7 separate regions of the Mus musculus genome follow, and all the other regions are linked to region 1. A link is a loop called in an ENCODE intact Hi-C map of the cell type or tissue named here. Cell type or tissue: left cerebral cortex. All regions are shown on one strand. Region 1 has its middle 5.4 kb from the start of Gm46392. Region 2 overlaps Slc35b3 (solute carrier family 35, member B3). Region 3 overlaps Slc35b3 (solute carrier family 35, member B3). Region 4 has its middle 25 kb from the start of Tfap2a. Region 5 has its middle 51 kb from the start of Eef1e1. Region 6 has its middle 16 kb from the start of Tfap2a. Region 7 has its middle 94 kb from the start of Eef1e1.

Region 1 (4,000 bases):
CAGTGTTTAACTTTGAAATGGGAGGTATGGGTTTATAAGTTCTGTCTTAATTTTTGTGGAAAACTTTTGTTAATTTTGAACTATGTCCCAAATGCTCACCAGAGTGAGGTAAGAAAGCAGTGTGAGGGAAGACAGCGGCTTCTCTGCCTCGGGGTCCCACTTGCTCCCCAGCAGGTGCCTAGCAGGCTAAGGCATCTCCTCTTCCCAGCTTCCACTCTAGAGAGAAATGGTACACGTGCCCTTCTAAATCGAGAAGACCTTTCACGTCCACTTGAAATGTTAAAAATTAGGTACTTTCTTTTATCCCACAAGAGATTATTAAATAAAAGTATGAAATTCAGGGTCCCTTGTTTCTAAAAGAAATTGTAAACTTACTGAATTAAAGTCAGTGTCAAAGATTCAAGAATTTTTTTTAGCACTACAAAAAAAGAGTAGTGGGGGAAAAGATATCTGGAGATAATAATAAAGTCAGGAAACAGAACAGAGGGCCTTCGTGTCTGTCCAGAGGGACCACCATCTTTTAATATAGTCTCTTAAAAATACATGCATTGCCACACTTTTCATTAGCCTTAATTTTTTCATCAATCATGTTAATTTATACAGAGGGCACTTAATAATAGCTAATTAACACTTATGACTTTTGAAATTAAAAGACCTTTGGAGAGATTACTGCTGATTGGAGAAAGGATTTTTTTTTTTCTGTTCCTCTCATTTTTAGAAAAGAGAAAGATAGAGCAAGAAGGTGTGGGGCCTGGGTGTGTTGTGGAGAAAGCATCTTCCTGCCTCACAGATGGCTCAGCACATGTAAATGTGGGATGTGTGCTTCAATGCCACCGTAGGAAGAAAGTGGTCCAAGTACACAGCAACTGCCATAAATGAGGTACCAAATACAAACTGGAGGTAATCTCTAAATAGACCGAGACCTAAAGGACATTTATACAGGACTAAGTCTAAACCAGGCTACCAGCAAACAGCAACAAAAATACATTTTCACTCTTTTTGAGTAAAACTAATTCCATTAAAAAAAATCACAATTTACAAAACTGAAATTTATTTTAGTGTGATATGCTGTATATAATTACTTTACCTGTAGCACAGATTTCTGAGTTTGCTCTCTGTGCCAAATTTACCAGTTATGCTTACCCATATAATTTCTTTATACGTTTCTGCTTCAGAACCTGTGTTACTAAGTAGACTTAAGACATAATTAGATTGATGGGATCTCATTATGTAGTTCAAGCTGGCCTTGAACCAGAGATGCTCATGCCTCTGCCTTCCCATTGCTGGAATACAGGAATGAAAGATCACATCTGCCCCACCTCCCCAAGTTATAAATTGTATCTTTTTAATGTCCATAAAATGCTTCCGGCTGAGTGTTTGCTTTGTGTCATTAGCATGTCTGTTATGTGTGGATATGCGAGTGCACCCATACATATAACATTATATATAAATATTATATATATAATAGTACATACATAGTACATGTATGCTCATTTAAATTTATAGATTTAAATGATCGTCCAAAATATTTTTGCCTACCAGTAGATGTCTCCCTTCCCTGACAGAAGGGCTCAATCTGTAGGCCAGTCTGAGGTTTTCACCAAATCTGGCTTTTTGTGTTGCTTTGGTTTTGTACAAATGGAGAAATCACGATTTAAAAAAAAAAAAAAAAAAAAAAAAAGGAACTGTTCACAGTGAAGCACCCCTTGTCCTTGTCAGTCTTTAAAATGCCCCCTGGGCCTGGTGCTGCACTCTTAAATGAAAACCATCACCTGGTCCCACTTAAGAGGACGCCATGGCAAATTCTCATCTCTTCCATATCTTTCAAGTATTTTAATGTCATCTAATGGTCTATATGGGACCCAAGGTGTGTCAGTGATTATCTGGGGTAAAACCGTGTAAGCTGTGGGTTGTGAGCCCGACATGGATAGCACAACTGACTATGGGAGTTGAAAAATGGAAACAGTAAAAGGTATCTGCATGCACACCAACCCCAAATGGACTTTATTATCAAACACACAACGGCCCTGAGATGTTTCTGGCACTGCTTGCCGAGTTGCATTGTGGGACTTTACTACCGTGGTACTCCTGAAAACACAGCATACAAACTTCGCATATGTAGACCACTGTGCTCGGTGACACCAAGAGATGCTCCCTGAGACTCAAAGGCTGATGGTCGCCGTTGTTGCCTGGGGGACTGCAGTGGTTTTGGCATACATACATATGTTCTCAACCTACAGAAACCTAATGGTTCCATTACAGAAAACAGAATGTGGACTTAGCGCCTTATACTAAAGTAGCTCATTAGCACCCCCACCTCAGTGTGCAAATGTGTAAATTTACTTCCACCTTTAGTTAATAGCAAAGTGGTAAGCATATGAAAGAACTGTTTTAAAATCAATTCCTTTATGATTTATTAACTGTAAACCTTCAATTATGTATCTATTTTGCATACCTGTGTACCTTGAGGAAATATACAAATTTCTTGAGAAAGAAAGAGGTCATGAGTGAAAAAGTTTAAGAAGTTCTGGTTTAGGGAACTATGGAACCAGAAGATCTAAAGAGAGATTAGGGGATACATTTCTGAATATAAACAAAGACGAAAATTGTACACATTTAGATATTTAGAAAATTGTCGATTTAGAAATCATTCAGATTACTAACGAAGATTGAGGATTCTTTCAGAGATACTTAAAATATTACTTTTCGTAGTGAGTGCTGTGCCAGGACCAGACACCAAGCCCGCTAGGTTGGCACCATGTATTGTATGAGGCAGCAGATATCAATGGCACCTTTTAGAGGATGTTACAGCATGTACCAATCTCTTGTCTTTTCTCTGGTACTGGAACTATTAGTTCCAGGTTAACCATTTTAATTGCTCATGACATATGGCATCTTTTGTGTTGTGTAGATTGGGATTTTGCCTACTATACAATAATGTTCTTCTACTATTTAAGCAGCCAGTGTCAATACTACTCACTAAATTAGTAGTCTTTGAAAATGTCATTATAGAAAAATACCTGTACTGGCTGGTTTTGTGTGTCAACTTGACACAGGCTGGAGTTATCACAGAGAAAAGAGCTTCAGTTGGGGAAGTGCCTCCACGAGATCCAGGTGTAAGGCATTTTCTCAATTAGTATCAAGCGGGGAGGTCCCCTTGTGGGTGGTGTCAACTCTGGGCTGGTAGTCTTGGGTTCTATAAGAGAGCAGGCTAAGCAAGCAAGGGGAAGGAAGCAAGCCAGTAAAGAACATCCCTCCATGGCCTCTGCATCAACTTCTGCTTCTTGACCTGCTTGAGTTCCAGTCCTGACTTTTTTCAGTGATGAACAGCAATGTGGAAATGTAAGCTGAATAAACCTTTTCCTCCCCAACTTGCTTCTTGGTCATGATGTTTGTGCAGGAATAGAAACCCAGACTAAGACAAATTGGTACCAGGAGTGGGGTATTCCTGTGACAACCTGACCATGTTTTGGGGAGGACTGTGGAAGAACTTTGGAGCTTTGGGCCAGAAGATCCATTCAGTGTTAAGAGCTCTGTGAGATGTTGTGTAGGAGCTTGGAAGATAATGTTGAGAACAGTGCAGAAAATGGAGGACTGTATTGTGAAATTTCAGAGGGAAAATTAAAGACTCTTTTCAGGGCCATTGCTATTTTGGATTGTGAAGATTCTGTGGTTCTGGTTAGCTGGGGCTGAAGAATCAGCTGTGATTAACAAGATACCAGAACTACTAAAGTGAAAACTTTTCCTTACTGGGACTATTGATGCTAGTTAGCTGGAGCTAAGAAATTAGCGGTGATTAAGAAGAGACCAGCATCATTGAGGTGACATCTTCTGGGAAGTGTTTTCTGAGAGCACAGAGGCTGTGTTCTAGAGATAGCCAAGGTTGTACCTTGTGCTGTGGCTGGACTTGGTAATGTGTAAGAGTTACCTAGGTGGTACTGGTTTTGAAGGCGTAAAGGGGTCATGCAGAGCAGCTGAGGTCACAGAAGCACTGTGAGAG
Region 2 (4,000 bases), 84 kb after region 1:
CTTCAGATTGTAACCACCCCAAAGGAGAGCCAGAAGTATCCTAGGATAGGAACCAAGACTTCAGTTTAAAGCCTGTGGACCTCTTGGCTACCTTGAGTTTCCAGGTGACCTGCTTGGTCTTAATTCTAAGGCCATCTTTACCCCAGCCATGAAGAGTGACAAGCGATCACAAAAATGCCTTCCAAAGCTCAGGTTCCTGTTATGGAGATGTTACTTATGATGCCCCATGCTGTGCCCCGACAGCAACAGGAAGCATAGCTGCTTTAATGTAGTGTGTTCCACCTGAACAGCAAAGCAAGTATGCTCTTGCTGTCTGTCTGTCTCTGTGTCTGTCTGTGTGCCTGTCTCTCTCTATCTATCTCTCTGTCTCTCTCTCTTTCACACACACAGAGACACACACACACACACCAACACACACAAACACATTTTCCTATATAAAAACAAAACCAGAAGATGTTTTTATCTTTAGAATACTTTAAAATCCAGTAGGCATCTAAAAGACACAATTTAGAAGACTAGGGAAATAGCTTAGGAATTAAGAATGTGGATTGCAAAGTCAGGTTCTTAGTACTCATGTTGGGTGGCTCACACTCCAACTCTAAGGGGATCTTGACCTCTGCTGGTATCTACCTTCATGCACTAGTACACACACACACACACACACACACACACACACACACACACACACACACACACTTTCTCCCTCTAATATTATACAGTTAAAAATAAAATAAAAATATTTTAAAAGACATTTGAATAGAAGGAAAGACCTTGGTCTTACACTGAGAGAATTATGTACAGATGTCATGTCCCTAAATTAACTTAGAAGTCAATGTCCCACCAATCACAATCCCAGTGGAATCTCTAGTTTATGGGAGGCTTCTAGTAACTCGTCCTAATGATGGGGAATGAATGAAGCTGCTCATGTTTCTGTGGGTGGAGGCAGATATCAAGGTTAGAGAATTCAGTTCAGACGCTTCTGTGAGGATGTGAGATCTTTTTTTTTAAAGGCATCTAAAACAAGTGGGAAGGGTGGGATGTGTAATATACAGAATTGGGTTTTAGCAGGAACTATTTAATAAAAATTGGAAATTATAAAACTAGTAAGTAACATAGATGAAAATTTTAAAATCTTGAGTTGGAAAAGGCTTTGACATGTAGCCAGAAACCATCAATAAGAATTATAAACTTCCACATTGAGTATAACCCAAAGAGGAACACAAACAGAAGAAAAACAATGTCACAGAGGATTTTGTAAACAGATAAAAGATTACCGAAATTAATGAGAAAAATATTGATCAGTTATACAATGAGCTCTTAGCAATGACAGGCTTTTTTCTGACCTTTTTTCTGACCTTCCACAGTATTCTTATGTTCACGTCAGTGATAAAGTAGATTAAAATGCACATTAAGTCTTTGGCACTGTAGCTATTTCATAAAACCAGCAGTGCGCCTTACAGACTCGAGGAAGTGCTGGGGTCCTCACCATCTCCGAGTTGGAAGCATTGTGCAGTTTCATGGCCTTCTCCTGAACGTTCCCAATGACAGCGTCTGCACACAGCGCCAGGGAGATAAGCATCACACCTTCAAGGAATAAGAGAGTGATCCTCTTTAAACACGCGGACGGGAAGCAAGGTTGGCCAGAAATCTAACTGGGCTAAACAAAATCAAAAGCATGCTGTCACTCCCATTTGGCTGGAATGCTGCCTACTCTGATCTGTAGCTTGCTTTGGTAGGCACACAGTAATGATATTAACATAAAAAAGACGGACACCACCAAACTGATTAATGCTGCCATCAGGACCACACTCATCACAGTTCTCCTTTTAGCAAGGATGGTGTGATGGAAGAACAAGTGTAGGAGAAAGAAACTCTTCGATCTACTGGGACTGGGAGCTGCACAAACGATCAGAAGGGGAAAAGAGAAACACCCAATATTTAGAGAAAACACACACACACACAGTGTCTTTCTAAAATGTTCAATTTAAAAGGAACACACGGGCATTTGCCAAGGTCACTTCTGGGGCATGGCTCCTGCCTGGAACTCTACACTGTCTCCTCTATAAGTCGTACTCATGTTCCCCGACCCACGCTTTCCAGGGAGCGCAGTTGACAAGTGCAGCTCCAGCTCAGGATCTGCCCTCGATTCCGCAGATGTCTCAGCTGCATCTAATGCAACAGTGACTTCGTTAGCCTGCCAGTCAAACTGTCCCAGTAGCTGATCATATAAGCAAACGTCCCTTTCTTTCATGTCCTGAGGAGAATGTGAACAGGATTAAGTTATCGCACACTAAATAGCATAGTTTGGGTGATAGCACTCACTCCTAGGAAGCAGCACACAGGTGTTCATGAGAACGACCAACCGTCATCCCTGAGCCTCACATAGGAAGGAAAGGGAGTCACAGTTCTCTCTGTGGTCTCATGGCCTCACAGGCTGAAGTGTAAGCCAGTGGCTCTCACCTTCCTAAAGCTGTGACCCTTCAGTACAGGTCCTCATTTGTAGTGACCCCCAACCATACAATTATTTTCATTGCTACTTCCTCAGTGTAATTTTGATGTTATGAATGGTAATGCAAATCTCTGACATGCAAGGTATCTGCTACGTGATTCCTGTGGAAGGGCCATTCAATCCCCAAAGGGTCAGCTGTGAACCGCTGCTCTAAAAGCAGAGGGGACCAGTGCCCACCAGTTTCTTTCATGAAGTATGCTGGGTTGTATTTCTCCCAAATGTAGTCATGGAACTCAGGACGTAGAAGCTCCCAGTGCCCGAGGTGCACCTTCCTTGGCTGTCCCGCCCGTCCCTCTGCTGCCCTCTCACTGCTGTGTGTGTGTGTGTGTGTGTGTGTGTGTGTTTTCTCAGCCCTGAGGTGATGTCACATAAAGTCAAGACAAAAGCAACTAACCCTTGGTGCTCTTTACCCGAGAGTGGGCCTGATTTGTTCTGGAGAGTTCTGATATCTGTTGATACGATCTCTTCTTTCAAACGAAGACCATCGTTCTTAATTACTAAAGAGCACAGCAAATGGACTATTGAAAGGGAGTGAGTACACGGAGTGGGTAAGGTTTGTCTTAATCGTTTGGAGAGTGCTTTTCTGACTCTATTGACTTGGAACAGCACACCCTGCCACACCCAAATGTTATCATTCTATAGCCAAGTGTTGCTTTCAACACTTCCTAGTTTCCAGAGAATCATTTTCCATCTAGTCACACTCAACTTTACACGCACGCACACGCGCGCGCGTGCGCGCGCGCGCGCACACACACACACACACACACACACACACACACACAGTACAGTACAGTCAGAAGCATAAATGGGTCACCAAGAAGTAGTGAATACTGTACAGCAGAGAGTCCGAAACATAGAGAGGTTGATTTCACTGTTTTTCGTAAAGGTTAAATTTAAACAGGACTAGGATACAGTTTATAAACAGAATGAGTACACAGTTATGATCACCTCAAGCACACCGTTAGCCTGGCCACAGGGTAGGGGGGAGTGTTATTTGCAAGCTTCGAACAGCATGAAAAATGGTTCCCACACCTTCTGCCATCTCCTCCTCTCCTCCCACCAGCTCTGTAGGAGGCAAAGTGTTCTCTCCATACTACAGAAGGAGAATAAAGGGACTGCAAGTCACCCAGAAATTCTTGGTTATATTTTTACTAAATTTAATCTCACTCATTGCAAATTCGTGCCTTTTCTAACTTTGTTTTTCAACTAGAAGAGCCGATGGTGTCTGTTTCAGGCAACCTCTTGAAATGAAAGTCTGTGATGTAAAAATAAAGATTTCCTGAAAATTCTTGACTCTTGACGGCGAGAGGTGTGACTGTGAGAACACTCTGTATATGCAGGGAGGTTCCGATGAAAGCTGAGACCCCAAGCCCCCAGGACTGTGGCTGCTAGAGGGCTGCCCCCAGGCCCAACTCGTTCTATTTAAACACGGAGAACAGGCTGGTAACTAAGGCTAAGAAGACTGACTGATAACCGGTCTGACTGATGAAA
Region 3 (4,000 bases), 100 kb after region 1:
AATAAAATGTAATATAGTTTTAAATTATAGCCAACCTTGTAAGAGAATAAAGAGTGATGTTTAAGGGCTGACATACAGTCTATTTGCTATTGAAGTTCTAAAATAAAGTGTGAGATTCAGGTATGAGATTCAGCAACAACATTCCTTAGGCTGAAAGAAAAAAAACAATGTGCGTAGCCCAGGCTGGTGAGGAAGTGAATGACAGCTCTCCTGTCTTAGTGTCTTGAGCACTATGATAAAAAGCATGAGCCATCATCATGACTAAGAAGTCTTACCCTATGAAGGAATTTATTCTACTATAACATCTTTGGAATGTAAAAGGCAGAAAATATGTCACTTTTTTTTTTTTGTCACACACACACACAAAATTGTGAAGGCACCACCGATGACTGTCAAGTTTCTCTCTGCATTTATATAAGTGGAAAAATAATGACTTCTATATAAACACTAAGGGACGTGCGGAATCATAGAGCACACACCGGAAGGAAGGACTATCTTCCATGACAGTCTCACTGCTGGCATTTCAGGAGTACAAATCTGAGGGGAGGAGAGAACAATTTTGGCAGGAGGCTTCACTTAAAAATATAAAAGAGACTGTCATGTGATAGTTTGAAGTGACAAGAACTAGAGTCACCTCTTGGTGGTTGCTTCTAGTTAGCTGAGCTGCGGACATTAAGGAGAACTCATCAGTCATACCAATGGGGGCAAGGTTCTGTGTACAATCAAACTAGTAATATATAAACACCAATACATTTATCTGTGGGACGCATGCCCTGTGTCTGAACTTTAGAAATACTTTTATTTCCTATGTCTTTTTATTCTTTATTCTGCCTTCCCTTCCTGTGCCTCAATCATTTGTATTTCTGTAATTGTTTTTATATGTCATATTGTAGGACATCCCTGAAGTAGAATTTTCATGATAAGCTATGTTTTAAATTCCCCACCTCCCATTGTCCTGTGTTTTAATACTGAGGGGGAAAAAATGTTCTGGTCTGCTTTCTATGTCCACCTCGACCGAGCACAGGTTCTGAGCTGCTCTTCCCTAAGTTCTTTCAATGAAAGGCCTACACTACTCATCTGCTCCTGAGTACAGCAGATTTCCAAAAGCCACCTGTTCATGCTGTCCCTTCTGCTTGATGTCTTCTTTCTTTGGGTCAGATTTAAGTTCAGTGTTGACACCCCCTCTCTGCTGTGACATCAAGCATTAATGCCTCTGGTTAGAAGACACAGGCAAGAGCAAACCTTACTAGTTGCTGCACCTTGGTATCTGACATGTATTTTTTATCCATACCAGAGAACAAATAAACTGGCACAGCTATGACAGCCACTCTCAAACTCCAGCTCACAGCACCCGTCGCCTGGACACGGTTTTGAAAGGACCGTGATGTTGGCAAACTTGTTTAGCAAGAATGAAAATCCACAGTAGATAAGAACAGGGAGGAGAATGAGATACTGATGCTGCAGGTAGGCAAACATGCACACACAGAGTGAGCCTCAGAAAATCCCTTCCCCACTTTTACTGACATCGGAATATTTATGCAGAAGGCAACTCTTTCCTAACATTGCTCTCTTCTGAAATGTTCAGAGTTAAATAAAATGCCAAGTTAACTAGCGCTGACAGTGGAAGAAAGCACCCCATGATTTGGAACTTTGCGTCTGAGCTCTGGAGCCACCTGAGGAGTCTTGGGCAAAGTCAACTCTCTGAGACTCAGGTTCTGAATCTCTACTGGGCAAAGGAAATGCAAGGGTTAAAGCATCTCTGCGGGATCTCTGAGACAAGTGTAAAAGAGCACAGCACACAGTATGGCATCCCAAATGCGGTAGCTTTTAGTATCCAGCTTTTCAGAAACACTGCTGAAGAGGTCTGGTGTGCTTAAGCTGACTCATCCTCCGGACATGGAATAGGAAACGGGGATCTGGAGTTCCCACCTAGCCTTCACTACAAATGTCCCTTCCGTCATCCACTATCAGAAAAAAAGATTCTCTTGTGCTCTGTTAAACATGTGACCAACATTACTCCATTCCACTCTCCTCCACTTTAACACTCCTACACACTTCCTGGAAGCCTTATGAGATGCAGTTCTAGGCTGCAGCACTACCCTCTTTAAAACACGTCCAACACAACACCCATCTCTCCTGAATTCTCTTTAGAGAGCACTTGTGCTAACAAGGAAATGGAGCCACTGTCACTGCTAACACGACATCTCATTACCACCAAACCTGCCCTGTAAAAGTCTGGCATTCAGTGTGCAGCTTTACACTACACTACTGATCAGAATATCGCTGGTCAGAAAGCATGAGTGAGGAAGGCCTCTGCTACTCTCAAACTCCGATCTCCGATGCTTGCAGTCTCACTTCTGTTTCTATTGTTAATAATTGATATTGTTATCTAAAGAATCAGAGCCAGGCATGGAGAGATGGCGTGGTGGTTAAAAATGTTTATTCCTCTTGCAGAAGTTTGGTTCCCAGCACCCGTCCTTGTTAGGTTTGCAATTGACTATTACTCTACCCTCAGATTCCCATCAGAACCCTCTCATGCATATATCCACAAGTACATTCATACACACACACACACAGACACACACAGACACACACACTACAAATAAATCTTATACAAACGAACAAACAAACAGGGACAAAGTCCTTATGGTACGGGGGGGGGGGGGGGGGGGGGGGGGGAAGGAGCCTGAACTACACAGAGAATTTAACACAAGGCTGGGCTACAGAGATCTTGTCTCCAAACAAACAAACAAAAGCTCAAGAACAGGATTACAAGTTTTCAAATCAAATAGCCAACATCTTGCTTTGCTTTAGAGACTCATAATACCCTCTGAAACTAGAACAGAAAGAAGTTGTGGAAGTGGATTGCTGCCTTGGGTCTCTTCTTAAAGCGCAACAGACACTTGGCACATTGCAGGGAGACATAACGGCTAAAATGGAGGTCAAAGAAGTGCTTAGAGTAAGTAAACACATACTGTGTGTGCACACACACAATCGGAAACAGGTGATGTTGCCTTACAATGACACACTGAAATAAAAGCTTATTTCTTTATACAAGTCTGTGTGTCTATGCCACAGATGGCAAGCAAGGGTCAGAAGACAACTCCTGGGAACTGGTTCTCTGTCATTTCACCTTATTGGTTCTGGGCTTGGCCACAGGCTTGGCCTCAGGTGCTCTTACCTGTCAGCTTGCTGGCCTCACCTTATCTCTTAACCTAGTCTTTTTTTTTTTTTTTTTTTTAATGTGAAGGAGGTACGCTTTCTATTACAAAGCTGGAATGGGAGGAAAACTTATCATGTGCACAGCCTGGAAAAGTCCCAGCTTCGCCAGAAACCTGCAACGCTCTAGTAACAATCATGTCTTCACAACTGGGTTCCAGGTGTGGGATAAGATCAAAGAGCAGAAAAACAAGATTGTGATTTCTCCCATACCTTATCACACAAAAGGGTGAGAGACTGGTGATTTCCGAAACTCTATTCCCCTCAAGGGCTAACAATAGGATTTAAAGTAGACTTTAAGCAGAAGTAATGCTATCTAAAATATTTTTCAAACGTTGTCAGTGTCTTTCCCCTCCAAGTCTCAAACTATCTCAACTCACTTGTAACAGAAATGTTTAACTAAAATTCGGGATTCTGATAATCTACTGTAGAAGTAACGCAGATGTAATTCATTCAAACACAAAAAACCAACCAAACAAAAAAACTCAAAACAAACAACTCATGATAGTAAACTAACAAAATCTTTCAGTGTTTTTCCCAAAGAAGAGAAAAGGAAGGAGGAAAGAAGGAAGACACGGAAAGATAGACAGACAAGGTAGGAAGAAAGAAAGGAGAAGAGAATTCAGCTGTAAAGCCCGAAAGAACGTACAGGGATTTCAGCGACATAAACTTAGCAGCCCTGCAAGAACAGTCAACTCGCTGCAAGGCAAACAGTCACCAGGTAACGGAGAGAGCGGACACAGACCCGGAAATGACTCTGAACTGCAAAAACAGCCAAGGG
Region 4 (4,000 bases), 1.9 Mb after region 1:
TGTAAGGCTTTTTGTTTTGGAGAATTTTATCAGGAAGCTCCAAGGGGGCAGAAGTGTGAGGTTGGAGGAGGCTGTTCCTGCAAATAAATCAAGAAGCCAAGTGAGGGGAATGCGGTGACCGGCTGGCTTTCTTCTCTTTTTTTAGTCTGGTTTCCCAACATGTCAGATGCTTGCGAGCTTCCCTTTCACAGTTAATCTGCTTTGGAAATACTCTCCCCGACACACCTCAAGGAGTGCCTCATCACTATTGTTTGTCTCTAAAACACCCTCCACAGGTTCCTGCTTTGAACCACTTCTTCCACGGGTGGTGGGTTGTGGTGCCTAGCTGAGCGAAGTCACCAAGTCACTAGAGGTGGCCTTGAGGGTTATACCCACCCCTTGCCCTTTTCTTTCTACTTCCTGGGACGTGACCTTGTGAACTGTCCCAGGAGCAGCCACTGCTCCAGGGACTGCACTGCTCTGTCATGCCTACCCTGGTATGATGGACCGTACTCCTTAGAAACGGAGGGTCCAAACTTTTTTTTTTTCCTCTCCCTTAAGTTGCCGCTGATGAATATTTTGGCTACTGGGACCAAAAAGAAACTTAACCTTCTGATTTTGGTAGTCTGGTCACACAGATGAGGAAGAAAGAGACCCTGGGTTCTTCGAGTCAGGGAGACTCGTTGGTCAGAAAAGGACATCTACCAAGCACCTGGAAGAAGGGTGGGGCAAAGAGGAAAGAGGAGGCTCGCTTCCAGTGAGAGGTGTGAGCTGTGACATCCACAGCTGCTGTGACCCCAAATGAAGCAGATCTGGGCTGTGAGGACAGGAAGTAGATCCTGGGCAGGAAGTCAGTGAGTGGGGAAGATCGGAAACCAAAGGGACCTTGTAATCAGAGCGTCCCCACAGCCTTAACCAACTCTCCCTACAGCACCTCAGCACTGCAAGCCACACACTGCCCGAGGAGCACTAATTCCTATGGAGGACGTAGAGCCAATACTTTGGAGTTGTTCTGTTAGGGAGGGCCTAGCACAGGCTGGACAGCTTGAAGCTCAGACATCTCTCTCACAGGTTCTCAAGGCTTCAAGGCCAAGCTTAAATGGCCTCCAGGGCTGGTTCCTGGTGGTAGCATTCTTTGTGGCTTGAGGACAACTATGTTATTTTTAGTTTTTTTAACTTTATATATTACTTACTTGCCTATTTATTTACATAGTTATGTGAGTCATATTATGTACCTCACAATGGCCTTAAACTCACGATCTTCTTGGCACAAACTCCTGAGACTGGGGATCACAAGTACACATGATAATGTGCAGCTAGACAGTGAATCTCCTGTGGTGTTCTCATGTGACAGTCTACCCCTCACCTCTGTATGTGTGAGAGATTAGAGTCCCTTCCTTCTTTCCTTCTTCCTTTCCTTTCTTCTCCTTTTCACCTGCTTGTTTTCTTCTTTGGGATGAGACCAGATCCCAGGCTCTTGCACAAGCTAAGCACCTGCTCTGACCCTGAACTACATTCCCACCCTTCTTCTTCTTCCACGAACACTAACCCTGGCTGGTTAGGGCTCTGCCCTGAGACCTATTGCACTTTTCTCTCCATAAATACTCCTTTCCACATACAGCTCTGTTTGGGATTTCTCCTTGGGCCTACGACTGTGTGAAGGAACACTACTACATCAACAGCAAAGCTGCTAGCTCAAACCACCATCTGCCCATCCTTATGAGGCTGTGGTTGTTGTTGTTCTTCTGTGGGTTTTATTATTTTATAATGTACAGTACAACTCATAATCAAAACATATAGAATTGTTATTCAGAAGTTTAAAAACATATTTATTTAAACAGCTCTAGTCAGCATCTTCAGAAATGCCAGTTTTACAGAAATTGGTCAACACTGCCATCTACTGGAATTTTGTTCAAAGCTTGCTTGTTACATTTTTATTTATCTATTTAAGGCTGTAACTTATCTGCTGCTATCATTTTTTTTTCTCCTTTTTTAATTTGAGTAGAGGATGGTCTGGCTACTTAATCCAATCAATATCCTAAAAGATACACAAAGATCCTAACATCACAGGTATGGTCTCATTTCTATTTCTATTTTTCTATTTCCAAATCTATACTTGTAACATGTGGGCAAGGGATGAAGCTAGGACACTCTCTTCATAATTAGGTTGATTTTGTTTGTCTATCATAAAGTGTTTGATCCCATAGCTCACCTAATCCATGAACCAGAGAGGGGGGAGAGAGAGAGAGAAGAGAGAGAGGGGAGAGAGAAAAAGGAGAGAGAGGAGAGAGGGGAGAGAGAGAAAGGAGAAAGAGAGAGAGAGATACCAAGAAGATCTGTGATGGAAAATGAATTTATGACCCAAACTTAACAAATACTCTCCCACTGGCAATAAGGACCAAGTTCAACATTACAGAGTTGGTTTCAAAGGCTTACAGCACTATGGAGATGAGTGCATTTCTGCAGAAAGTGGAAACAGCCACCTTATGGCCCAGGCACACCACTCCTGGCCATGACCCCAAGTACTAGCAGCCCTCGGACCACAACTATGCTTACACATTCACATTTGTTGCAGCACTATCCACAGTAACCAAGATCTGTGTCTTAGTTAGGGTCTTGCTGCTATGAACAGACACTGTGACCAAGGCAACACATAGACAACATTTAATAGGGGCTGGCTTACAGGTTCAGAGGTTCAGTCCATCATTAAGGCAGGAGCATGGCAGCATCCAGGCACGCATGGTGCAGGAGGAACTGAGAGTTCTACATCTTCATCTGAAGGCTGCTAGAAGAAGACTGACCTCCAAGGCAGCTAGGATAAGGGTCTTAAAGCCCACACCCACAGTGACACACCTATTCCAACATGGCCACACCTTCCAATAGTGCCACTCCCTGGGCCAACCATATACAAACCATCACACTATGAAACCAGCCTAAATGCCCATCATGAAACATATAGAGATATATAACTGAGATCTTAAAAATACTCAACATCTTTTCTTTTCCAAGAGGTGGCTTGGCTTGATTATTCATTTCTTTGTTTATGTGTATGTGTAGGCTTGTGGCTACCCTAGCACACTTGTAGAAGTCAGAGGCCAGTCCCCAGGAGCTGGTTCTCTCCTATCACATGGGACCTGGGAATTGAACTCAGGATGTCAGGCTTGGTGGCAAGTGGTTTTCCCCTGCTCAGCCATTGCTCCAGCCCTAACTGAGTCTGATCATCTGTAAAGACGAATAAAATGTCAGTTGCAGAAAGGTGGGTCAAACTGGAGATAAAGCAGATTCAGGACATAGGTCACTTTTCTTTCACATGAAGAATCTGGAGGGGAAACAGACACACAAGATGGGAGATTAACAGGAAGTAGGTAAGGTATTAGAGCTGAGGGAACATGTTGGAGCTGTCATGAGCTGTGTGGCTGTGTCCTGGAAACATGACTGAGATTATGAGAGAGTAAGGAGAGGACAGACAAACAGACAGGAGTTGATCAGGCCATGCGCTCTATCAAGACACACCAACAGCAACCTAGAAACTCAGAGCGTGTGTTATGTTCAGCTCGAATGAGGAGGCGGCAGTGGCGGGTTAGCTAATCTCAGTAGGGGAGCATTCTTAGGTTGCTTTCATCTGGGAGGAAGAAAATGTGGTTAATGGTTTCTGCACACACTGCTTGTAGCTAAGGGCCAGGCATTCCTAACATCTGTTCTTGGACCAGAGTAAGGCTTGACCACCCCTCTGACCCTGACCTGGGAAGGCCTTCCCATTCCCATGGCCTGAGGTCTGAGATCTGAGGTCCTTGAGGTGACCATGCTTGTGTCAACAATACAGAGTCACTCAGGACTTCATCTGCTTCCCATGACAGGCAGAGGGGGGGCAGCTTAGGTAATCAAAGCACATGCATATATGGAACTTGCATAATGAAATCTAGTATTTTGTACAATGATCTATACTAATGAAAATACACTCAGTGAGTAAACAAAGACAGAGTTCAGAGGTGACAGAGGGCATGTGGGGTATGAATGAGTC
Region 5 (4,000 bases), 150 kb before region 1:
GCCCTGGAATCCATGGTCTGAACATAGATCCAAAACCATGTGCAAGAACAGTCTGAGAAGAATGCGCCTTCTCACTACCCTTACCTTTTAATTTTTATTTCAGTGGTATCACCAATTTTGACTTATTTTTTTTCCCTTAGCTTTTTAAGTGCATGGAAGTGTTGAGTCTCTTGTTTTCTCAGAAGAGATTTTTCTCCTATTTCACATCTCTATTTTTTTTGCTTTCGTTCTCTCTAAAATACAATTTTTTTTATATAGACGCTTGCCTTTTTCAAAGTAGTGAAAGGACATCCAGTGGAAATACCTCACACAAAAGGAGATAATAATTGCTGGTTTGCAAAGTGTACGTTCTTGATTTTATAGCTGAAGTCTAAAAAATGAGCCCATTTTTTTCTCTCAGCTGTTCTAAACCGAGTGACCATATGCACTGAGAACATGGGCTTACATTTTAGCCCTTTCCCACTAAAGAGCAGCTTGAGCTTCATTTCTGCATAGATAGGAGCAATTTTTCTTTCTTTTTCTCCTTCTCTCCTTCTCTCTCTCTCTCCCTCTCCCTCTCCCTCTCTCTCCCTCCCTCCCTCCCTCCCTCCCTCTTTCTTTCTTTCTTTCTTTCTTTCTTTCCTTCCTTCCTTCCTTCCTTCCTTCCTTCCTTCCTTCCTTCCTTCCTTCTTTCTTTCTTTCTTTCTTTCTTTCTTTCTTTCTTTCTTTCTTTCTTTCTTTCTTTCTTTCTTTCTTTCTTCTTCCTCACTTTCTTTCTTTCTCTTGCATTGAGATCAATAACCCACTGCTTAATGGTAAGTATGATAACTTCATAATCCACACTTGAAACTCAAATACCATCACCTTTAGTACCTCAGCATGCCAATGGCAGAAGTAAGTGCTGTTCATTAAGATCCCTACAGAACCGCCCACACACTCCTCATCAAATCACGGGCGACAAACTGGCTCACTATGTTTCCACAATAACATGGAGATTGGAAATGCAAAAGTTAAATATAAATCTTCATAGAAGTTTCAGTAATTTTTAATAATTTGTTCTTTTGTGGCACGCATATGTGAATGATATATATTTCCTACAGCAACAGGAATTCATTTCCCCACATCTGTAATATCTGCAGTAAGCTAAATTAAAAATGCATTTGTACTTGTACAGTTAAATGATCATATTTAATGAAATGTCAGAGATGAATCTTAGCAAGTAGCTAGGAAATTATTTTAGAGGGTACAGCATTTTATTACTTGTAGTCAGGGAAAAGCGTAGTGATTAAACAAATGGTTTACTGCTCTGAGGTGGTGGCTGCATAAAAATAGGAAAGGATTGTGGCTAGACCAATACCACCATTTTTCCATCCTTTGACCTCTTTCTTCTGTGGCTTCCTCCACTCTTATGAAATCTTTAAAAGAGGATTTATATCTTTTTAATGTATGTGTGTGTGTGTGTGTGTGTGTGTTTGAGCCTGCAGGAATATATGTGCACCACGTATATGTAGGTACCCACAGGGGCTAGAAGGTCTCAGATATCCTGGAACCAGAGTTACAGGTAGTGCTGAGCTGCCATGTCAGTGATGGAACCTGAGCCCTCTGCAGGAACAGTAAGTGCTCCTAACCAGTGAGCCATCTCACTCGCCCTTCCTCTGGAGTCTTGAACCAGTGGGTCACAGTAAGAGGGACATAGACCATTAGGAACTGGACATGATGCAAATGTACCACTCATAGTAGGTCCACAACCAAGTTTGCATTAGTCAGTCTTCCCTTTACTATAACAAAATACCTAAGGTAGGATGAATGATAAAGACAAGACATCATTGATTGACCTTGGATACTGGAAGCTAAAAGTCCAATTTAGGCAACTCTGCTTGCTTGGGTTTTGACCAGAGCTTTGAGGTCTCGTGATTGCCAGAGTGAGATTGTGAAAGGTTCAACAAGTCAGACCCACTCCTTTATTTTCCCTAAAGTAAATATCTGTTTTGAAAAAGGATTACGTATGTGTGTGTGTGAATATATATCACATGTGTGTGTATACCCTTGGAGATTAGAAGCAGGCATTGGATCCCTTGGAGCTGGAGTTATGGATGGTTGTGAGTCAGCTGACATGGGTGCTGGGAAACATGGGTGCCCAGAGCCTCTGAAAGAGTGGATTCTTGGGTGTTGTAGTGGTTATTCCTGGTTGTCAACTTGACTATATTTGGAATGAACTACAATCCAGAATTGGAAGGCTCACCAGTGACCCTTATCTGGAGGCTTGGAGATCCTTATCTGGATCTTGGTTTGAAGATCTTGAGCCATAGTGGCTATGGATTCCAGAAGATTGAATCTCCGAGTTTAAGGAACACACCTTTAATCTGGGCTACGCCTTTCATCTGGGATTAAAGGTGTGGTGGAACACACCTTTAATCTGGGCTACACCTTCTGCTGGAGACAATATAAGGACATTGGAAGAAGGGAGTCTAGCTCGAGCTCTTGCTCCTTCGCCTGCTTGCTGCGTGAGACTGAGTAACTGCTAGATCCTTGGACTTCCATTCACAGCTGCGACTGAATCATTGTTGGGAATTGGGCTGCCAACTGTAAGTCATCAATAAATTCCTTTACTATCTAGAGACTAGTCATAAGTTCTGTGACTCTAGAGAACCCTGACTAATACAGGTGTTGAGCTTTCTCTCCACGCCCTGACCTGTTCTTTCCAAGGCCAGTACCATCATTATTTTGTGCTAAGTCCTACCTCATAAACACTAACCATTTCTCAGCATTCTACCTAGAGGGAAAGACTTGCAACAGATGGGTTCACTCTAGTCGTATCTAATCTAGGCATTTCTAAAGCATAGACAGATGGGTTGAGCAAGAGACTCAGGTCAGTTGGATAAGAATAGTATCATAATTGCTTTTCTATTCCTGTGATGAGACACCATGACCAAAATAAAAGAGAGTTGGCAAGGGGTGGGGGACTGTAATTTTCAAAGGGCCCATCTGCAACCACCATTGCAGGGAGCAAGATAGCAGACAGGCAGGCATGACAGTGAAGCAGTAGCTGAAAGCTTGCATATTGATCCATAACCACGAAGCAGAGAGTTAATTGGAATGGTATGGGCTCATTCAAAGACCCACCCTAGTGACATACTTCTTCCAACTAGGCCACATCTCCTTCCCAAACAGTTCCACCAACTAGGGACCAAGCATCTAAGTATACAGATCTATGGATGCCATTCTTATTCAAATCACTACAAATAGCAATTCGTTTGTCAAAGAAGAATGGACTAGGTCAGCTACAACTTCATCCATCATGGGCATTTGGCATGGATTTTAAGGAAACTAATGCAGGAGGATGATTGAAGGTTTGTAAGGGTGTTGTGGGTAAGCAGGCATAGGGAGACTGAGGACAGGCAGTATTAGTCAAGGAAGGAGCAGAGAAAGAGGAGAGAGCTTGAAGGAAGAGCACAAATCAGCTGAAAGGTCACTGTGGCTATCGTGTGAACAGTGAGACCTTAATTTGATACCAGGACAGGACCACATTGACACAAATCTCACACACACAATTAGATAGTAGAGCCCTCCAAAAATAAGAATAAGAACAATCAGTTGATTTAGCTCGTATTATGGCTTGAACTATGGTCTCTATAAGACACACTTGGAAATCCCAGGCCTTTGTATCTTGTCCTGTGCCCTTATTTGGAAATGGGATCATTACAGATATAAGTATATAAGGAGAGGACATTCATGAGTGGGGTAGGGTCTTAATGCAGTATGCCTGGTGTCCTCATAAAGTTGTGAGTAATCTGCAGGTAGAGGACCATATGACAGCAGAGGTGGAGCTTGAAGGGGCACAGCTAAAAACTGAAGAGGCTTGGGCAGACATCAGCACCACCAGAGGCTTGAAGGAACAAGGAAGGATTCTTTTTAGAGCTTTCAAAGACCAAGTATCCCTGAGGACATTATGAGCCCAGACTCTCCTAGAACTGTGAATCAGGAAGTTGCTATTGCTTTAAGTAATCTGGTTGTGGAATTC
Region 6 (4,000 bases), 1.9 Mb after region 1:
TTTTATGATAATGCCCCTTGTAAAAATGTGAAGTATGAGTATACTGAGCCCTCTACAAACCTATATGCTGACTCCAGTTCACTCCCATACAGTTATCTGAGAACTACTGAGACTATTAGTAAAAGAGGTAATTGAATGTCCAGACTGGTGGCCGGTCCTCTCTATACACATTTCCTAAGGAGTTAATACATTAGTGTGTATCTTGGATTAAAGATCTGATAAGATTTTTTTTTTTAAACTAATAAATGTAAACTGAGAGGACAGAATGATCAGTGATGTTAGGTAACCATTGCCTATCTTGGTCAGGAAGTGTAAAGAACTCCAAAGTTAATAAAAGGCTCTTTAATGTTGTGTGTGTGTGTGTGTGTGTGTGTGTGTGTGAGAGGCAGAAAGAGAGAGAGAGAGAGAGAGAGAGAGAGAGAGAGAGAGAGAGAATGTGTCCCAGCAAGGAGCTCAACCTCTACTGAAAAGAAAACCAGAAAATGAATGTTACCTAATTAGGCAGACCTATGCCTGCCCGTGTCTTTAATGTGCTGCAAAGAGTCTGGACACTGTGGGGCTGGAGAGTTAGGAACACTAGATGAGGCCACATGTATATCTTTGATCCCAGCACTCAGGAGGCATAGGCAGGCAGATCTCTGAGTTCGAGGCCAGCCTCGTCTACAGAGTGAGCTCCAGGACAACCAGGGCTATACAGAGAAACCCTGTCTCAAAAAACAAAAACAAACAAACAAAAAAACAAAAACAAAAAACAAAACAAAACAAAAAAAAAACACGTGATGCTCTTGCAGAGGACTCAGGTTCCTAGCACTCAGATGGCAGCTCACAATCACCTGTAACTCCACTTTCGGGGTATCTGATGCCCTCCACTGGCCTCCAAGAGCACCAGGCATACACATGGATGCACAGACATTTATGCAGGCACAGACATTCAGAAGTGCAAAAGACTCACATACACAAAGAATAAAAATAAATGTGTGTTTTTTTTTTTTTAAGAGTCTGGACAGAGAACTAATATCTTGTGACAATAAAGTTTCCCTTTCAATGTTGTCAGTGTGTTCCATGCCACCCACTCCAGTCTGCCCAGTCCTCACCCTGGTCCCTTTCCTGCACGCAATCCTACAGTCGTAAGTCTTCTGGGTAACTGGAGCTACAGACGCACACAGCTGTATTAGGCTATTTGTCCCGCCTGTCAGAACCAAGCAGATATAGTAGGAAGGCAGCTGAAAATCCAGTAATCACAATTTGACTGAGACGTACTAGGGATGAATAAGAAACAACAAGAAGAAATGAAATCATTAAATGAGCAAGTGTTTAAAAATTTTTTTTACCAAAAATCCATACGACAAAAATGTGTTAGGACAGTAGCAAAAAGAAATCTTCCCCAAGTTTCGTGATTCTTAAATCTTCACACCATACCGAAGCTCACAATTTCTGTAAGGATGCAATTGAATGTTAGCATTCAAAAGGGGGGCAGGCTTCTGTTTTTAACATTTAGTTATTTACTTTTTTTATTGTGTGCATGTGCTCATTTGTAAAGGTCGGAGGAGAGCTTGCAGAAATCCTGCTTCCCCTTCTATCGTGTAGGCCTCAGGGACTGAATTCAGGTCATCGGGGCTTGGTAGCAATCACCCTGACCTACTGTACTAGCCCGTGGTTCCTATTTCTAAGGCGTGCTTTACACCACTTCTTAGCAGAGGTACATTTAGAAACTGATTGAGCCGTGGCGAAGGACATATCTTCTAAAGTCCTCAACCTCTTGTTGAGACGGACAAACAACAATTAATCTCAGGGCCATCAAATAAACAACCCCAAGACAAACCTCCAATAACTCCTTTCCCTAACGTCTTGAACTTCTGTTGGCCAACGAACTAAATATTTTTCCTAAACCTTTGCTGCCCTCGTGTGTCCCTTCAGAAAACTGACGGATAAAACTAAAGCCTGGTCTTGGACTTCGGGCAGGAGGCGGGCTGGGGGGGGGGGGGGGGCGGAAGGCGGGGCTGTTCCGCACTTTAGGTCCCGTAAACACAGTCAAAGAAACCTGGTAAAGGAGCCATGGTCAGGAAGAAGGACCAGAGAAAGAATGTGGAAATGAGGAGGGAGGGTCTGACTTTTGCCACGGGCTTCTGGGATAATCCTGTCCTGCCTCAATTCCTTTGTCCCAAATTCTTCCAACTTGAAACCAGTAGCAACTGGTAGGAGGAACAGGGAGATCTGCTCTGAGGTCTCATCTAGCTCTTAGACTCAGTCATTCTCCTGGAGGGTAATAAAAAAGGAGTTTGGGAAAACCCAGTTACCCGTCTCTAGCCAAGCCATCAACTTAAAGGTCAGTGTGCCAAAAGCTTGTGAATGCCCTTCCTGTTTCTTCATCGGAATCCATGACCTCCGCTTTCTGTCATCTTGGCAAACCTGCTCCAGTTGTCCGAATAGCTCTGACGAGAACGACTTCGGTTCTGTAAATGGCCAACCATTGTGCTCTGTCCCACAGTAACTTAAAAATAAAAACGGCCTTCTGTGGCTACAGGAGGAGTGAGGAGGAAGTTACTGTCGCTCCCCATTCCTCTCAGGGTTTGTTTTGTTATGAAGTAGCCAAGTGTATAAAGAGGAGATAGGAAAGGAACCTCCTTTGCCCAAAGGGATGGATCTTGGCTTAAGCGTCACACATTTGGGCAAGTGAGATGGTTCTTTGGATAAAGGCTCATGCAGCCAAGCCCAGCCACTGGATCCTGATCCCGGGGATCCACATGGTGGAGGCAGAGGCAGGCAGATTTCTGAGTTCGAGGCTAGCCTGGTCTACAAAGTGAGTTCCAGGACAGCCAGGACTATACAGAGAAAGAAACCCTGTCTCAAAAACAAAAAACAAACAAACAAAAAAAGACAGACTCCAGCGAGCTGTCCGTCCTTGAAGCTCCACACTGTGCGGAGCTGGAGGCAGCACCTCTGGAGAGCTCTTAGGACAACTCTGTGGGATTTGTCCTCTCTTTCCACCTTGGGAGTTCAAGAGATCCCCACCAGGCATGGCAGAAAGCATGGTTACCCACAAAGTCATCATTCCTGCCCCTGACAAGATAAAAAAAGATTCTCACACTTACTGGTTCACATCCTTGTCTACAGGAATTCGGATGCTTCTGGGAAATCCATAAACACACTGAGAGATGGCTCACTGATAAAGAGGAGCACACTGCTCTTCCGCAGCAACTGAGTTTGGATCCCAATCCCTATGTCAGGAGGCTTACAGCTGCTTGCAGCTCCAGCTCCTGGGAATTCAATGCATCTGACCTCAGCAGGCACCAGCATTCACGTGCACATAGATCCCCCTCCCCATTTATGTAATTAAAAGAATAAAATAAATCTTTAAATTAGAGAAAAAATGACTAAGGCCAGGGAGAGTATGCAAAGATTCAAGTTTAATTGCTTTAGAGATTGGCAAATTTTTGAAAACTCCATGGTTTATGGCTAGGCCCAGAGAGTGGCACTATTAGGAGGTGTGGCCTTGTGGGAGTAGGTGTGTCAATATGGCTTTAAGACCCTCATTCTAATTGCCTGGAAGTCCGTATTCTGCTAGCAGCCTTCAGATGAAGATGTAGAACTCTCAGCTCCTCCTGCACCATGCCTGCCTGGATGCCACCATGATCCCATCTTGATAACGGACTGAACCTCTGAACCTGTCAGCCAGCCCCAATTACATGCTGTCCATATAAGAGTTGCCTTGGTCATGGTGTCTGTTCACAGCAGTAAAACCTTAACTAAGATACTGGGTCATAAATCCGGTTATGTACAACTTGAAAGGAGGGATGGAGAGGGAGGCAAGGTCTTATGTGTGCCAGGCAGGCCTCAGACTTACTAAGAAGCCAAGAATGATCTTGAACTCCTCATCTTCCCTTTTCCACATTTTAAATCCTACGATTACAAGGCATCCAACACCACATCTGTTTTGGAGCAGTACCTGCCATCCCACGGTTTCCCGTGGTGCCAGGATCGAGCTCATGGCTTCATACAC
Region 7 (4,000 bases), 100 kb before region 1:
ATTGAAGAGATATAGCTCTTTCAAGATGAGTGCTTCCAATGTTGAACTTGGAATTAAATGTGGTTCTGCCTCCTTGCCACCAGGGGAAGGGTACTGGGATAAACCTGGGTGTGAGACGTAGCACATTGCAAAGATCAACAAACGTGAACAAAATTCTTGGCTCTCCTCAACCAGTCATTCCTGACCCTGCCACTCCAAAGGCTAATGCATTTTGTAGATCATGTAGAGACTGCAAAGGCAGCCTTCTTTGGGGATGTAGTCAGTTCTGCTGCAAAAGCTGTTTATTGATTCTTCAGGTTCGGACCTAACATAAATCATGCAAAAAGGCAAAGGCAGGCTGCTCAGAGTCCCCACAGCAGGGGGCAGGGGAGCAGGCTTTCTTTCCACAGTGTCACTCATGCCGAAACATTTCTGAAAATTAATCAATAGTCAAATAACTCAAGTGACAGATGGATCCTTCTGGGTCAGACCAATGTCTCTAAGATGTCACACAATGGAAACACTGGCTATGCATAATGCGTTCTATTTGATATTAGTTAAGCTTTTTTACTGATCCTTTCCTGCTTCATTCATCCTTTTCCATCAGTCTCTGGAGACCTGGCATCACATTAAGCTACTCACCTTCTCCTATAGTTTTATAATAGAAAGTAAAGTTGTTCAGTCTAAATCAGTTAAAAAAATTATATTAGGTTATATTAGAGAGGATTTTTATAGATCATACAATACCCACTGTAATTATAATTTGATTTTCTTTTAGTTCTTTGTCTTTGAAAGTTTTCAGTGAAGATTTTAGTCTTGGGAACTTTATCTTATAGAATAGGCTATTATCTACTTTGCCCACCTGTATAATATTTCTCTTTTATTTTCATAGTGCCATGCACATTGAACATGTCTGTGGAAGCTCATACCCTGTCTTAGTCAGTGTTCTATTGCTTTGAAGAGACACCATGACCAAGGCAATGCTTATAAAAGAAAGCATGTAAATGTGGACTTGCTTACAGTTTCAGAGGCTTAGTCCATTATTATCATGACAGGGAGTGTGGTGTTAGGTGGGCAGGCTGAAGCAGTAGCTGAGGGGTTTACACCTGGTCATAGGCAGCAGCCAAGGAGACTGGGCCTGGCATGGGCTTTTGAAATCTCAAAGTTTATCCCCAGTGATATACTTTTTCCAACAAGGCCACGTCTCCTAATCCTTCTAATCCTTTCAAACAAGTTTGTTTCCTGCTGACTAAGCATTCAAATATATTTGCCAATGGGGTCATTTTCATTCAAACCATCACAGAGCCTTTCTTTTACTACAGATCTTAGGGAGATGGATCATAGTTCAAATCCTATGCATGCTCTTTGCTAATTGTATGACTTAAGCAGGCTTCCCCCCAAGCCCCTCCCACACCCCCACCCAAGATTCCTATCCAAGCATAAAAAGGAATCAGAGAAGGATCTGTTAGAGTGTCCATGAGGGGGAAATGAACTATATGAGGCTCTATGTGACACAATTTGGGAAAACACTCTGTTGTCATTGGCTGGGAAGACAAACTGGAATAACTGGTGACCAGTGCTGAGGGAGACCTCTGACTTATGCTTTGATTTCTGTGCTGGAAGGAAACATCCAAAAGAGAAGAGATGTGTTTCCCGCGTAGAAGAGAGGCCAGTCCCAGTCACTGTTGGCAGAGGTAAAGGGACAGTAGTGCCATATTGTGCTGAGGTAGATACTGTGTTGATATCTAATGAGGTAGATACTTGGTGTATTGCCTATAGAAAACCCTCTCAGGCTGGAGATATGGCTCAGTGGTTAAGAGCACTGACTGCTCTTCCAGAGGTCCTGAGTTCAAATCCCAGCAACCACATGGTGGCTCACACTATCTGTAATTGGATCTGATGCCCTCTTCTGGTGTGTCTGAAGACAGCTACAGTGTACTTATGTATAATAAATAAATAAATCTTAAAAGAAAAGAAAAGAAAACCCAGAATGTCCATCTTCCTCCCAGGGAACCGAAGGCTGGCCTTCTGCCCACACACCTGACTTGGTCAGAGTGCAGAGAACCTACCCTCTGCTCTGAGGCTGGGGTTCTCCTACTTCAGCATGCTCTACAATCACTGAAGGCTACTGACTCAACTTCCCCAGGAATTCCTGAATCAGAAATAGTCTGAGGTGTTCTGGTGTTTGCCTAAGAATGAGAAACAGAATAACTCCCCACCCATTCCTCTGCCCCCACGCCCCAACCCCTTGCCTCCCTCTCCCACCATTAGCTCATGGAATTATATAAGCTTCAGCAGCTCCAGCAGACAAGCAGGTGACACGAAGAGCCAATGGCACATCTTGAGTCAAAAGACCTGAAAAAACCAAGAAAGTGCCACACCAGGGTATGAAGCCAAAGGATTAGGACCAGAATCTGAGACTGAAGGAAGTGGGAGACCAATATCCCTGGATGAAGATTGGCAGAAAGAAAAAAATTATTTCTTATTCTTGTGTTGTATTCAGGTGTTCTGTGGATACGGTTAGGACCACCACCTTGGGGAAGAGCAATCTGCATTATCTAGCCTGAGGACTCAAATGTTAGCTAACCATCGTGGTGTGTATATGAAGTGCCCCTCCCCCACCAAAAGCTCATGTATTGAGGGCTTGATCCCAGGTAATGGATCCAGTTATTGAGAACTGATTAGACTTCTAGGGCCCTGCCCTAACTAACAATGTCAATATTGAGACAGATGCACTGTCTGGAGGGACAGCAGACACTTGTCAAGGTGGAACTAGTTAGGAGAAGTAGCTCCCACAGATGTCTTTGCTGTCTGATGATCCCATCCTCTATCTCTCTTTGCTTCCTGGTTGCCACCAGGTAGAGTGCATATGAGCAGGAGCTGTGCAGAGTTCCTACTGGCACAGGTAAGAATCCAAAAGGAGAAGAAAATCCTAAAGACTCCAGCCACAGCCATTAAGTACCAAGCTGCTTAAAATGTCATTCCGTTTATTGTAATGGGATGTGTGAAGTTCCAGCCAGCACTTGCAATTTAGATCTCGTTCCTGAGGGAATCCCACGCAGGTCTTTTTTTGTAGGATTTATTCTGAGCCTCTCCTTACTTCTGGACTCTTGAAGCTGTTAGGTAAATACAAGTCTGTGCTCCGAGATGAGGTTCTATCTCCTTTAACTCAATGAGTCATTTGTCAGCTCTGAAATGGCCTAATGTCCCCAGTGCTGCTGCAGTACCCTGTACTGTCTTGTTCCTCATCCCCTGTGTTCCCTGCCTGCTTACTGTGTATGTTTTCATGTAGCATGGCTAAGCCATTGTTTTAGTTACTTTTCTGTTGCTGTGATAAAACACCACAACCAAGACAACTTCTGAAAGCAAGCATTTGGTTTGGGGTTTATGGCTGCAGACGGTTAGAGTTCATGATGGTGGAACAAAGGCATGATGATAGGAACATGTGAGGATTTACATCTTGATCTGCAAGTAGGAGGCAGAGAAAAAGACACACTTGGACTGGACCTATTTTGGAACCCCAAAGCCAACCCTCCTGCCAGTGGTAAGTTCATGCCTTCTAATGCTTCCCCAACAGTTCCACCAACTGGGGACCAAGTACCCAAGTACATGAGCTTATGGGGGGGGGGCATTCTCACTCGAACACCATAGCCGTAAACATTCAGGGTGTCAGCAAATGATTTGTGTGTATGGTATGTGTGTTTATGTGCGTGTGTGCCTGTGTGGTGTATGTGTGTTTCTCTCTCTCTCTCTCTGTTATATTCATTCATGAGAATATATGTGTGCTCATGCATTTGAATGTCTATGGACACATGAGGGCAATGTTGGGTGTCTTTGTCTATTGCTTCTCACTTTTTTTTTTGAGTTAGTGTCTCTCACTGACCCTAGAACAGTGGTTCTCAACCTGTGGGTCATGAACCCTTCCAGGGTCAAAGGACCCTTTCACAGCGGTCACCTAAGACCACTTGAAAATACAGGTATTCATGATACACTTCACAGCAGTAACAAAATTAGAGTTATG

The links. Hi-C counts contacts between places; a loop is a spot of excess contacts. Peaks named below come from ENCODE experiments on the same cell type or tissue, not always from the same donor. Only the 100,000 strongest peaks of a DNase experiment are listed, where the experiment ranks them.
Region 2: a loop joins it to region 1, with 3 times the contacts of the local background. A loop is called at or near these places in 3 of 42 quality-filtered maps.
Region 3: it touches region 1 in a loop (3.0-fold over the local background); 3 of 42 quality-filtered maps call a loop at or near these places.
Region 4: it touches region 1 in a loop (7-fold over the local background); 5 of 42 quality-filtered maps call a loop at or near these places.
Region 5: a loop joins it to region 1, with 6 times the contacts of the local background. A loop is called at or near these places in 2 of 42 quality-filtered maps.
Region 6: it touches region 1 in a loop (2.9-fold over the local background); 4 of 42 quality-filtered maps call a loop at or near these places.
Region 7: it touches region 1 in a loop (12-fold over the local background); 2 of 42 quality-filtered maps call a loop at or near these places.

What each region holds. Positions count from the first base shown.
Region 1 is chr13:38,854,374-38,858,373 of GRCm38, forward strand. No RefSeq gene overlaps it. Among named protein-coding and RNA genes, the nearest start is that of Gm46392, 5.4 kb to the right of the region's middle. In left cerebral cortex, a CTCF peak has its summit at 1,540; DNase peaks (open chromatin) are centred at 29, 800, 1,161, 1,175 and 1 more place; H3K27ac peaks cover 484 bases.
Region 2 is chr13:38,938,389-38,942,388 of GRCm38, forward strand. Slc35b3 (solute carrier family 35, member B3) reads right to left here. Exons shown (of 10, transcript NM_134060.4): 6 at 1,487-1,584. Among named protein-coding and RNA genes, the nearest start is that of Slc35b3, 20 kb to the right of the region's middle. In left cerebral cortex, no CTCF peak of the experiment used is centred here; DNase peaks (open chromatin) are centred at 2,070 and 3,618; H3K27ac peaks cover 227 bases.
Region 3 is chr13:38,956,199-38,960,198 of GRCm38, forward strand. All of the region lies in intron 1 of Slc35b3 (solute carrier family 35, member B3), which reads right to left. Among named protein-coding and RNA genes, the nearest start is that of Slc35b3, 2.3 kb to the right of the region's middle. In left cerebral cortex, no CTCF peak of the experiment used is centred here; a DNase peak (open chromatin) is centred at 2,004; H3K4me3 peaks cover 1,369 bases; H3K27ac peaks cover 272 bases.
Region 4 is chr13:40,756,336-40,760,335 of GRCm38, forward strand. No RefSeq gene overlaps it. Among named protein-coding and RNA genes, the nearest start is that of Tfap2a, 25 kb to the left of the region's middle. In left cerebral cortex, a CTCF peak has its summit at 1,879 (motif pointing left); a DNase peak (open chromatin) is centred at 1,864.
Region 5 is chr13:38,707,569-38,711,568 of GRCm38, forward strand. No RefSeq gene overlaps it. Among named protein-coding and RNA genes, the nearest start is that of Eef1e1, 51 kb to the left of the region's middle. In left cerebral cortex, no CTCF peak of the experiment used is centred here; DNase peaks (open chromatin) are centred at 397, 2,022 and 2,898; H3K27ac peaks cover 1,482 bases.
Region 6 is chr13:40,747,351-40,751,350 of GRCm38, forward strand. No RefSeq gene overlaps it. Among named protein-coding and RNA genes, the nearest start is that of Tfap2a, 16 kb to the left of the region's middle. In left cerebral cortex, a CTCF peak has its summit at 1,888 (motif pointing left); a DNase peak (open chromatin) is centred at 1,882.
Region 7 is chr13:38,750,851-38,754,850 of GRCm38, forward strand. No RefSeq gene overlaps it. Among named protein-coding and RNA genes, the nearest start is that of Eef1e1, 94 kb to the left of the region's middle. In left cerebral cortex, a CTCF peak has its summit at 64; DNase peaks (open chromatin) are centred at 2,353 and 3,056; H3K27ac peaks cover 1,750 bases.